Regions from separate parts of the Homo sapiens genome. Here region 1 is linked to region 2. A link is a contact called in ENCODE Hi-C or POLR2A ChIA-PET data. All regions are on one chromosome and are shown on one strand. The core of a region is the stretch at or near the end of the contact, and the rest is flanking DNA. Distances in the headings are between cores, read along the strand shown. Region 1 overlaps MAML2 (mastermind like transcriptional coactivator 2). Region 2 has its middle 100 kb from the start of FAM76B.

What was found. Hi-C counts contacts between places; a loop is a spot of excess contacts on that map. ChIA-PET counts read pairs that join two places held with the same protein, here RNA polymerase II (POLR2A). Pooled maps may share reads with other maps.
Region 1: a map of naive thymus-derived CD4-positive, alpha-beta T cell shows a loop between it and region 2 (2.1-fold over the local background). The contact joins two enhancer-like sites. A Hi-C loop is called at or near these places in 1 of 168 maps with a recorded cell type or tissue (naive thymus-derived CD4-positive, alpha-beta T cell) and 5 of 50 pooled maps. POLR2A ChIA-PET finds 5 or more read pairs at or near these places in 1 of 52 experiments (Caco-2).

The regions. Positions count from the first base shown.
Region 1 is chr11:96,255,970-96,262,637 of GRCh38, forward strand. The region is part of intron 1 of MAML2 (mastermind like transcriptional coactivator 2); the gene reads right to left. Among named protein-coding and RNA genes, the nearest start is that of MIR1260B, 82 kb to the right of the region's middle. RefSeq lists enhancers at 2,697-2,786, 2,827-2,876. Within about 2 kb of position 2,487, at least 15 of the 41 ENCODE cell types and tissues checked have a DNase peak (open chromatin) inside an H3K27ac peak, as active enhancers do.
Region 2 is chr11:95,686,248-95,692,814 of GRCh38, forward strand. No RefSeq gene overlaps it. Among named protein-coding and RNA genes, the nearest start is that of FAM76B, 100 kb to the right of the region's middle. Within about 2 kb of position 1,969, at least 2 of the 41 ENCODE cell types and tissues checked have a DNase peak (open chromatin) inside an H3K27ac peak, as active enhancers do.

The DNA.
Region 1 (6,668 bases), core at 1,237-3,736, 570 kb after region 2:
TTCAAGCGATTCTCCTCCCTCAGCTTCCCGAGTAGCTGGGATTACAAGCGCCCGCCACCACACCCAGCTAATTTCTGTATTTTTAGTAGAGACGGGGTTTCACCACTGTGGCCAGGCTGGTCTCGAACTCCTGACCTCAGGTGATCCACCCGCCTCGGCCTCCCAAAGTAGTGGGATTACAGGTGTGACCCACCGCACCTGGCCAATTTCCCCTTTTTATATGAACCTCAGTAAGGTAGGCTTTCTGTTCTTTGGATGCCACAAAAAAAAATTCTTAACCGATACAGCTAGGAAGTCAGGATTCCAACTTGAAACTCTGATTCCAGAGCCCGTGAGCTGAATTCCATTCCTCCCTGTTTCTCTCTTTCTTTTGCTCTCTTTGCTACACTGCAGCACATCAGTGGCCACGCTGATCTCGAAGTTCCTCAAACGACCACATTTCTTCCTGCCCCACACACAGCCTTTGCTCTTCCCTCTGCCTGAGGAATCTTCTAATTATCCTTCAGATCTCAGCTTAAATACTGAGATACTTAGCCATGTCAGTATTAAATGGAACCTAAATATTTCCCCCTATACATGGGTTCATAGGAATCTGTATTTGTTCTCTGAGCCTTATCACAATTACAAACAAATAAGAACTTAGTGCTTGTCTTCCCATGTTACATGGTAAGTTCATGAGGTTAGGAACTGTGTTTCTGGTTGTACATGGTAGGCAGTCAGTAAATAGTTATTACATTAATGAATCAATACAGGCATTCCTCGTCCACAGTCAACTCTTGAGCTAGACAGACAAAGATAGGAAGTTACTTATTTTACACATCTGAAGCCACATAAGTATGTCCGGCTGCAATACATCTGGTTTGACTCTATCAAATGCCATAAATATCTCAACAGAAAGAAAGGAAAAAACCTACAATCCAGAAGCAGGCTGTGAAGACAGAGGACACCCCAGTAAGAAAGAAATGAATACTTTGGGTAGTAGCAATCTCAGAACTAGAAAAATGCTACAAGAAAACCGCCAGTGGCAAGACAGGAACTATATTGAAAACAGGGATTACCTTGTAAAAATACAGTTTCCAGCAGACCAAAAATAGGCACAATGTTTCTGTGATCCCAACTTTTGCATTCAGCATTTTGAGAGGTTTTTCTGTGGAAAAGCATTTCCAATTTTACAGTAGAGTTGTAGACAAATGTTGCAATTTATTTAAGCTTTGTTTTATTGTCAAATTTCCTGTAGCCCATCCACTCCATGAAGCAAGAGATAACTGGTTTGCATCATCTTTTTAAAATCACAGCTCTGGATCTGCACTATTGGAACACTCTCTTGTCACCCTGCAATTGATCCTTTCATACTTCTTTCTCCTCCATTGGACTGTAAGTTCTTGAAAGTGGGAATCTTGTGACTCCAATTTTTCAATACTGAGCACAGTGCTGGCACAGAATATGAACTCACTATATCTTGTTACTATAAATGAATAAACAAAATGCATAGGCATGTTAGGCATTTAGTAAATACATGTCAAATTGAATCTTTGATACATGACTTGGAATTACTTCCCTTTCAAGGTATTTGTTCAGTGAGCATAATTATAGAGTCCACAGTCTAACAGTCTTCATTATAGAGAAAAACCGAAAAAGAGCCCTTGGCTTTTCAAGACAATATGCATTGATGGCAACCCCCTTTTTATCATGTGCATATTTCATGCACAAGGACAACTTAAAACTTGGAATGAAAAAAAAACCTCTATAATATTTCTTTGCTCACCAGTGCTGCCCATTTCTGGTATTCTCTCTTTACTGTGTATCCTGGGGGTGATGGGAAGAAGAGGAGAGACGAGAAGGACTTACTAGTAACAGAAAGGAAAATAATGAATTGGGAAGAGGAGCAAAGGGGATGGTGAGGACTGGAATAACAACTTTATAAAGAATAAAAGTCTGATTCCCTTCTATTTCCTGCAGTCTCTCATTGCTCCTGTCTCTGATAAAATGCCTACAGATTTGCTTACTTGATCCTAATTTTATGGCCTGTTCAAATATTACAACTTCTTTTTAAATAAATTAATTTGGAACTAAATGCCTTTAATTTTTACCGTGATAGGTTTGTGGCTCTTGACATCTTTTGGTCCTATTCATCAAAATCATTTGCTAAGTCCAAGGTATAGCAGAGTGGCTTTAACAACAACCATGGAGGATGAATAAAATACATTTTCATATTTACTGAAAGTGAAACTTATAAGCATATATCATCTTCTGCCTACCTTGTAAATATCCCATGTTTTCATTTACATATTGTACCAATTAATATATCTTGGTACTAATCAGAGTGGAATCCACTCCTGACATGGGAGAAAACTACGACAAAAAACATTAGCAGCAAGAAAAAATGTTTGTTTCAAGTATGTGGATTATATTTTCTAGTGCCTTAAAAAAAGAATGAAACTGAAAGAGGCAGCTTGAAGAAGCTTACATGTGTTTAAAACCCACATCCTGTTGTTATCCACTGCCCTGGCACAGAGGAGCTGGGAGGTGAACGTCCTCATTAGGGTCCCTATTAGCTGTGATTTGCAATGGGCTTCTCCAAAGAAGAAAATCACATTCACCCACTGGACAATGGCCCAGGTATCACCATTGATGGGAATCATATATGGAGTAAACATCAAAGCCCAAGAATACAGTGGTCTAAGCCAGTGTGCTTAGAAGTTGCCAGATCCTCCATGCTTCATTCCAGCCACTATCAGCAGATTCTAAATCACCTATGAGCAGAGAGGCCCATCTGCCTAGGGCATAAACGAAATTATAACAACAGTGAGAGAGCCAATGGGAGTCAGCCAGTAAGACTATGAGCAGCATGATGTACTCAGACTTTTGTTCCTTTTTATTTATTTGGTTAAAATACATGTGTTTTTGCTTCAGGCAGATGTTGGTATCCCAGCCTTTTATACAGGAAGCTGTAGAAGGGAGAGGACTTTCTGGGTGGGAGCAACTTATTGTGGAGGCCAAATGGCATTTTTTGTAGGCCCTGAGATTTTTTACGAAAACACTAACTCTGTTCAGAACTCTTTCAAAGGGTGAAGACAAACTTAACAACCTTATACTATAATACAAATAATTACAGAGTGTTGCTTTAAACTTGTATCTTGAAGTTCCTTCTTTAGGTAACTCTGCTTAACAACCACAGACTCTTCTTCCTAATGGCTTATCTGCATGTCTTTTCAATTTTCTAAGTGAAGGCCAGCCCCCTTCAAGATGTTCTACCAACTCAGTCCTATTCTTTCCAGATGTTTTTTTTCTTTTTCTTCTTCTGAAAAGCATGTGTTGATAGACTATGGGGAACAGACCAAGATTTATTTTTTAGCCAGCATTTTCCCCTTGCAACCGTAAGTCATTCTTCCTCAGAAGGCAAGGTGGGGCAAGTGATTCTAATGTGCTTCGCTCCAATGCTTCCATCTCAATAACCCTTTAAAGTGAAAACTGTGGAGAGTGAAGTGAAAAACTTGTCTCCATCTGGAAGCATTTATACAGAGAGGTGTCTTTAGCTTAGTTGTTTGTCTAGAATTTCCATTTATGAACCGACTTGCCTTTCTCCTGTGGGTATGCTGGAGAAAACTCTTTGCAAAATCCATTGTATGCAATAATCCAGTGGCTCCTTCAAACTCAATCAGGCTGGAAAGGCTAAATATGACTCATAGGATTCCTCCAACAAACACAAAGTAAGTCAGAAGTCAAGGAGAGAGTCATCTCGATGTGGACCAGCTTACCTAGCAAGGCAGGGAATTGTCATAAAACCAGTTTCCTGCTTGCAAGACCTTGACTCCTTTCAGTAAAGGTGTCAACTCTTCTTTTTCTGAACAATCTCAATGTGAATGACAGGGCCTGATTCTAGAGGAAGGTGTCTTTAATCTTTTTATGGTTCAGTATAAAGGTTACCTTAAAAAAAGCCTTGGGATATACTTTCAAGATACTGACTTGTGATTTTTTTTTTTTTTTTAAACATCAGTATGTCCTGTTCTAATTTAATCATTATTCTTTCAAACAGGCTGGGAGGAAAGGTTCCTGGACATCCACAGAGAAAACTTATTCAATAAAACATTTTATAATCCTCGGAACACCTGTGCCACCTTCCTAAAGGCCAGTCAGTTCCAGGACTTCCTAAAAATGAAGGTTGGACTGTGTGAATGCCTGTGTGTGTGGGAGTGGAGTCACTCTGTGTGGTGTTGGGGGATGGGGTGGGGGGAAGCAAACTGGCAGACTCTAGAAGGATGGTGGTAGAGCAGAAGAAAAAAGAAGAATGTCTGAATCTGGAGTGGCCCCATGAGACCCAGTCTGTACTCAGGTGACACTGGAATAACAGGAGTTCCTTCTAAAACCAAGAGAGCAGCAGACACTCTGTCATGCCACACCCTTCTCAACTGTCTTATCCCTTGGCCGTCTCCTTTTTAGAAGCTAAAGCAATACATTTTTTTCTTCAGTGTCTCTTGTTCTTGGAATGGAGGTGCAGCATAGTTCCGGCCAATAAGATGGACATCTGATAGGAGAGGGGTGTGCTTTTGGGACACTTTCAGCTTTTCTGATAAGAGGAACACCAGGGCTGCCCTCACTCCTCCCTCCAGTCTGCCAATGTGATACCTGCAGTTTAAGACTATGAGAGAAAGGCATAGAGAATCACAGACAAACTGACCCTGAGCAGTGATATTATTTGAGTCACTAAACTAATACCCATAATGACCTTATATCCAGAAATATTGTAGTGTGTGTGGGAGGAAAAATCCCTATTTGTAATCACTTTATTTCTTACACTGTTAGTCAGTTTTCTGTTATTTGCAGGCAAAAAAAAAAAAAATTCCTAATTGATTCAGCAGAGGAGGCAGATCAAATGAGTAGCCATCAACTCTTAAAAAGGTTGTTTTTTTGTTTTGTTTCGTTTTTTGGGGGACAGCGTAGCTTTGAAAAACCTGAGTGAAACTAAATATTCTTCTGAAGGTAAAACCAATATAGCATATCATGGAGCCTCATAATTTATTTCAAATTTTATGCCTGAAACAACTTACCATCATTACTCTATGCTATGGTTTGAATGACCCCTCCAAAACGCATGTTGGAACTTAATCTCCAATCTGGCAGTATTGACAGGTGGTAACTTTAAGAGGTGATTGGATCATGAAGGCTCTGTCCTCATAAATGGATTAATCCATTCACGGATTAATGGGTTATGATGGGAGGGGAACTGGAGACTTTATAAAAGGAAGAGAGACCTGAGCTAGCACATTAGCACGCTCAGCCCCCTCCGCCACGTGATGCCCTGTGCCACAGAATCCCCACCACCAAGAAGGCTATCAACAGATGCAGCCCCTCAACCTTGGACCTCTCAGCCTCCATAACTGTAAGAAATAAATTCCTTTTCTTTATAAATTACCCAGTTTTGGGTGTTTTGTTATAAGCAAAAGAAAACAAACTAAGACACTCCATCCAGTGGTTCATGACATTTATTGAGAGGAAAGACAAGGTGTATTCTATAGCTATAACCGTAGAATTGCTTTTGTTAAGTATATTTATGTTTATACAAGCCTATAACCTTATTTTCCTACATGAGCCGAAGGTATCGTCTAATGGGGTTCTTGGCTTACCCCAAGTCCTTCTGATAATATTGGAGACTTATAGAGACTTTTGAAAGGAACACAACATAATGAATGGAAAGAGCAAATATCTTGCCTGGTCCCTAGCTAGTGACATGATATTGTGCAAATTACTTTGACTACCTGAGCTCCATATTATTCGTCTATAAAATAAGGAAGTGTTCAATTCAGTAACTATTTCAATGTTATTGTCTAAACAGTTTGATTATAAACAACCAAGTTACCTAACTGCAGACAATTTTATAATTATTTTTTCACCAATATGTGTTATGTTAGATTTCTAATATATCACCATGAACAAATATTTAAATTCTAAAATTTGTATTTGATACGGTCAGAATTCCTAAAATCAGTGGCATTCTCTGACTCAAAGAGTTATTTCCCTCCTGGCTCATTATTCTCCATATTAATGTTTTTAAAAGATGTCCTGAAGTCCTTGCATCTTTCTGGGTCCCAACCAACATCTACTGAACTTGAGTATTTGAGGATGGAACCCAGAAATCCGTATTTTTCACAAGCATTCTGGGACATTCTGACATGTACTAAAGTTCGAGGACCACTAATCTGGAAATAGGTGTCACTGAGACATTGGAAGATTAAAAATTGTGTACGGTTTTTATGATAAATGAAGACAGAGTTCAGTCACAGATTCAGTTTTTTACTTCTCCAAATGTGCTGATTTAAGGTCATTTATAACATTCTCATAGATTAATTTGACCCTCAGTTAGCATTATTATTTATTGTATAAATAAAATTCACAAAATCAAACTGAAAATAATTCTCCCAAGATTTTGATTACTGCTCGTTTTCTTTCCTCTTGTTTTTCCCTCCAGTCACCATTTGTTCTTATTTTTAAAATTTAATCTTTTTTTTTTTCTTTTTTGAGATGGAGTCTCGCTCTGTTGCCCGGGCTGGAGTGCAGTGGCGCAATCTCAGCTCACTGCAACCTCCGCCTCCCAGGTTGATGCCATTCTCCTGCCTCAGCCTCCCGAGTAGCTGGGACTACAGGCACCCGCCACCACGCCTGGCTAATGT
Region 2 (6,567 bases), core at 719-3,218:
AATATAGTTGGAAAAAGAATTATTAATTCACATCTCATAAGAAAAACTGCAAGTAGAAGATGAGTATTTTGAAGATGTTTTCACTGTCGGTGGTGGAGAAATCAGAGGAAGAGTAAGTTGTACTCACATGAGAATACATCTCATACACCATTAAAGTACAGAAACATTTTCTATCATATAAATGCTCCTATTATATTAAAATAAGTTATTGCGTAACTATTGCACCTATAAAAGGGACACCCGAAGTATCTGAAGTCAATTCTAAAGTCAGTTATATAAGTAACAGGCAAATCTGGAAATATGGAATCCAGAATAAATGAGGCTACTTTGGAAAATGGGGGTGAAATTTTATCCCAACTATTATGGAACCCACTAATCTCAGCTGGGCTTGTGGGTTCCTGGAATGATGATTACATTTCCTAGTCGTCTTTGCAGATATGTGCAACCTTACAACCAAGTTCTGGCCAAAGAAGTAGTGTGTACAACTTTGGAACAGTGTTTAAAAAGGGAAAAGGCATGATTTTCTCCTTTCTTTTCTTCTTTCTCTTAACTGATATGGATAATAACCGGAGCTTCAACAAGCATCTTGGACCATATACAACACCCCCAAGGGATGGCAGAGAAGAAAACTGGAGGAAACTTGTTCATATCCCTCTTGGATGCTGATCTCCAGTTTTTACATGAGACAACAAAAAGTTCTGATTTAAGCTGCCATATTTGGGTTTTCTTCCACAAGACACTGAACCCAATTCTAATAAATACAAGGGGAAAAGTAAAACTGTCTCATGTTCCTGACCTGAGCTTTGGAGGATGTCAATTTCTAAGAAAGTGTTTCTTGGATGATACATTCAAAAATTAATAATCAACTCATGGAAATAAGCCAAGTACTAGAAAGTTGGAGATTCAAATAAATCATTTCTTTATCTCTGGGACACACAGGGGCTGGGACAGATTCTGTAAGATGCTGCAGAAAGTCACATCTTGTGGGCCAAACTGTTTAGATTCTTCCTACTGTGATTTCTTCCAACTCTCCATATTTATTTCCCTGCTTTTCTCCTTGAGCAGTTAGCAAAATTTTGTTTTGTTTTGCCAGGGACAAAATTAAAAGAAGGACAAGAGCCTCCTGACACTGGCATACCTGTGTGAGGGTGACAGTAGAAATAAGCAAGAAACCCCTAAATGAGTAATTCCCACCCCTGCTACACGAACAACACCTTCTTAGAACGAATATTTTGTGATCATCCCTTTGCTATACTAAAATAAAATTCAAAAATAATATAACCTATCTGCACATAAGAAGAAATCAATATAAGTATTAAACTATATTATAAAAGAAAAAATAAAAGGAAAATAGTTGATGATAATGGTCTTTCATAAGTAAATGCTCAAGTATGATCATGCTAGAAGACAAAAGTGCCCCCACATTTTCAAAATGCTCCCCAGGGAATGTATAGTATGCAATGCCCTATACGATATGGCATTTTCCTACCTTGGAAAGTGATAAAACTTCAGGGTCAGAATGATGTCTCTTCCTTCTCTACAAGAGCCTCTCCTTCCAAGGACGACCTTAAAGTTCTTGGTTTTATTTTCTTAAGAAACATAACATTTTCTTACAGCAGTGTTACTTCAAATGTGTTCTGTAGCAAGTGAATTTCCTGTGAACAGGTGTTATGTTAAAGAAAAATTGTACTCTAATTGTTTAAGAAATATTAGTTCCAAATTAAATATTTTGTCTTGCTTTATGACATTTCAGAGTCTTGAAGTTGTCACCGTGCATTGACAATCTAACTCCCAAAAGTATTTTATCACAGAATCCTTTTCCACTGGGTCCATGGAAGAAACCTAGAAAACACTACCTTACATCCTGCCAAGGAGTGCATCAACACAGACAAGAGAGGCTTTTTGGAGGATCACAAATCTACTTCTGAAAGACAGTCTTTAGTTGACTAATTGATTTTGCATGAAAGTGGCCATGTAAAGCTGACCTGGAAGTCATGAATTTCACCACATCTCACTTAACTGTCATGACAGAAAGGCAAATGGGTAGAAACAATCTGACATCAGAGGTGTTTCCAGAAAAGCACAATTTTAATGTTGCTAGTGGTACTGACACATATTTGAGCTCATATTTTACATCACATGGATCTATAGCTATTTTAACAAGACGTTACAGATTTTATCTGTTCATAATATTGACAATGAGGCATTAGAAAAGGATATATGTTGATCAATATCTTTAAAGCGCATATTTTTCTAGTAGCTTCAATAATATTTACCATGTCTGAAATTTCTATTTAGTATAGTGACATTTTTACAATCACTGTTTTATGTCATCCACACAACCCTTCAATGAGCTATCATTAGTCCCATCTTTCAGATAAAGAACCTGTATCTCAGTGTGGGTAAGTGCCAACGTCATAGAATTTTTTAGTTGCAGAACTTGGACATAGCCTACGTCTATCCTGCCCTGCAGCCCATGTTTATTCCACTGCCTCCCTTAATCAAGGGAAAATTTTTAGAATGTTTTCCATTAAAAAAAATCAGTTACAGCAATTACAAGTTAACCATCAGTTATCAGGAAAACAGCCATCCACAGATACCCAGAATCACTCATTCCTTGAGGGTACGATAGCCCATGGTTTCATGTACATATTTGAATTGACAAACCTCCTCTGAACTGCTGAAAAGTTTACGAGGTCTAAAATACCATCATGTTTTTCTTCCTCCCTCATCGTCACCTGGTTTAAACTTCAAGGTGTGTTCTTTGAAAAACACTTGTTTCCAGTGACTCATTTTGAAATCACTGATTTCATCTTCCTTGTTCTTTGCAAAGCCAGGAAAAGAGATCAAGACCACATTGTTTTCACCTTCAAAAACACTTGCCCTGTAACCGGAAGAGTCCAGAACTGTTTTTGTTAATTCGTTGAATAATGTGTTCTTGTTTCATCTTTTCACAAGAGCAGAAATCCACTCTCAGAATAGGGCTCCCTGCTTGCCATCTGCTTATCCACCAGCAATTTTCAACCAACCTGTTTGGAAAGGATTCACTTATGCAGTCAACACATTTATTGAGCATCTACTTTGTACCAGACACTGTTCTACATTCTGAGAATACAGAAATGAGATAGATGCAACATTTTGTCCTTAGAGTTTTTACTTTAATGAGAGAGATATAATGAAAAACATACAAATAAAAATGATTATTCTAGATAGTGAAAACACTCATGAAGAAAAATTTAAAAGGGTGGCATAGCATAGAGTGAGTCAGGTGAAAGATTTCTTTAGATTGGGTGGTCAGGGACAGCTTTCTGAGGAGGAAACATTTGAGCTGAGATTAGAATGTTAATGAGACAGCAATGACAGGATTTGGAGGAAGAGTCCCAGAAGAGCCTTAAGATGAGAACAAAATTGGTGGGGATGAGGAATGGAAAGGAGGCAGATGCAGCTGGAAAGGGATAAGGGAAGAGAAAACAGTTGATGAGGTCAGAGATGCTATTAGGGCCCAGCACCTGTGGTAGAGAATTTTAATTTTATCCCAACTGCAGTGAAAAGACATTAAAGAATTTTGAGGCTGCTGTTTAGAGAGCTGATTACATATTGGCAAAAATGGAGCAGAAAGACCAGTTAGGGGCAACTGCAGTAGTTCAGGTGAGAAATTACAATGCCTGGACTAGGTAGTCCACGAAGATGGGAGGAAGTAAATGTCTTTCATGATAGAACAGCCAGCATGTGCTCATAAATTGCACGAAAAAAAATGGGACTGGATTGTTATGCTAGTGACATTTTCTGAATTCAGGAAGACTAGGAGAGAATAGATTTGGGAGAGGGATGGGAAATCAAGTGAAGTATTGGAAATGTTGACTTGGAGATTCCTATTCATCATCTAAACAGAGATGTCAAGAAGCTGACTGTACAAGAGGTCAAAGAAGGGGTTCATAGCTGAAGATATGTAGAGTATCTCATAAGACCCCTGAGGGCACACCCCTTGCAAAGCCCAACCCCAGATTTCAAACACAGTCTTTCCCAGTTTCGCATTGGGAAACTGGAATGGGAAGCTGGGCAAGATTGCGTAATGGGAAACCGGGAAAGACTGTGTTTGAAATCTGGAGTTTAACTGATCCTATCTTAGTATTAATTCTCCATTAAAGTACTTAGTCTCCATCTGATTTCCCTCTAAATGGGGTCTTTATAAGCTCTCTTCCTTTGTTACCAGGGTCTTCTTAAATGCAAACAGAATAGGCACCTACACCAAACAGAATGAAGTTGCAAGTATTCTTAAGTGAGAAGATAACTTGCATTCTAAGACAAGCTAGATGACATCCACAGAGTTCTTAAGAAGGATTGTTTCCAACAACAGTCTGACCTACTGACTCTTTCACCAGTCTTCACCTCTTCTTCATCCACCACTTGCACTCTTTATTTTCCCTTTTGAGGAACCTATCTGTCTTTATTTCAACCAACAGCCACCTAGTCAACCCTTGGATGTTAAAAGTTTACTCATCTCGAGATATATTTGCTTTTTACCTGGGAGACTGAAGAGGCAACAGATCTTGAAGATCAAATAAATGACTCTCAGATAGTAGGATTTCAAGTAGGACCTCTCTAATCTCAACGCATGGGCTGGTTCCTTTCCTGTGGCCTGCTCTGTCCATTTTTTTTTTCATATTTTCCATCTTAAAAATTCCCCTCCCCAGGAAACTGTGACACATGCTACAACATGGATGAACCAGGAGGATATCATATTAAGTGAAATAAACAAATCACAAAATGACAAATGCTGTATGATTCCACTTAGATGAGGTACCTAGAGTAGTCAAACTCCTAGAAACAGAAAGTAGAATGACGGTTGTCAGGGGCTGGGAGGAGAAAGAAACGAGGAATTGTTATTCACAGGTAACAGAGGTTCAGTTTTGCAACATGAGAAAGTTCTGGAGATTGGTTGCACAAGAACATGAATATACTTAACACTTCTGAACTGCACACTGAAAAGCGGTTAGAATGGCGAATTTTATGTGAAATCACAATTTGGAGGTGTTTTTTAATTATTAAAGCTAAAAGAGCAAGTCAGAGAGATGTGAAGCATAAAAGGGATTCAACACGCTGTGGCTTTGAAGATGGAGGAGTCTGCAGAATGAAGAATTCATGTGGCCTCTGTAGGGTGGGCTCAACCAGCAAACAGGAACCTCAGTCCTGTAAACATGAGAAACTATGAGGAACTGAATTATGACAACCTGAAAGAACCTGGAAATGTAGTCTTCCCCAGATCCTGCATATAAGAGCCAGTCTAACACCCTGATTTCAGCCTTGAGAGACCCCCAGCAGAGAACACAGTTGAGTAATATACAGATCTGTGAGAAAATAAATGGACATTTTACACCACTAAAAAAAAGATCCCTTGTTTTAACCTCAAGCTCCTCTCTTCCATGAGCTACCATCTCATTTCTCCTTTACAGACATACTATTTGACATTCAGTATCTACTTCATCTCTTTCATTGCTTATACTTTCCCCCAAAATGTCAGTGACTTTCTTTAGTTCCCAGTTCCAATGGGCATTCTAAACGTTTTCTATTACTTGACCTTTGTGGTACTTGATGCTCCTGACTACTTAGTCCTTTATGAAATATTTTCTCCCTTGGATTCTGTAACCCACTCTTCTGGTTTCTCTAACCTCTTTTGCTGTTTCTTCCCGAGCTCCTTTGTAGATTCTACTGTCTCTAGTTAACTCTCAAATTTGTTGTCCTCCAGGGCTCTTTTATTTACCCTAGCTTCTCTCCTTCATGTACTCTTTCTGGGGATTTTTATCCTCATTCACAACTTCCACTCTTACCTATGTATGTTATTATTGGCTCCAAACATATTTCTCTGGCTTGTACCTCTTGGCTAAACTCCAGATCTGTATATCCAACTGTGTATGGGGCATCTCCACCTAGAAAGCCCAAAGATCTTCAAATTAATATGTCTAAATCATTCTTTCCTTATCAAAGCTGCACCTTTTCCTGCATTTGCCATCTTGATGAATATCAGTCTTCCAAATTTAATCACTCAAACTAGAAGACAAGAGATGTTGTCTATACTCCTCTTTGCCCCTCAAAACCTCTGCCACAATCCATCCACTTATCCAATTCTAAGAGATTCCACCTCCAAACTGTCTCTTGAATATGTCCCCATCCCACCCTTCTATATCTACTGTTACTTTCTTAGTCCGTGATCTAATCACTTCACACTTGATTATGGCAATTGCTTCCTGTTTTCTTATTTCCTAAATTGTCACCCTATTTTCAGTTTGCCCCACTGCAATTCATTCTCCACCCTGGAGCAATCTTTCTAAAATGCAATTTTCTTCATTAAATTCCTTTAATAGCTCTGCATTTGTTCAGGATAAAGCTCAAATTCTTTTTCTTAGTATCTAATGCCTTACAAGATATGGCACTTGCCTAATTCACAAACTATCCCTCTGTCTATGTACATACTTGGGACATACTAAATTCTTACCAACTTAGTAATATGTCAAGCTGTTTCTTATCTGCACTCCTTTGGACATGTTTTGCTTATCCATAATTACCAAC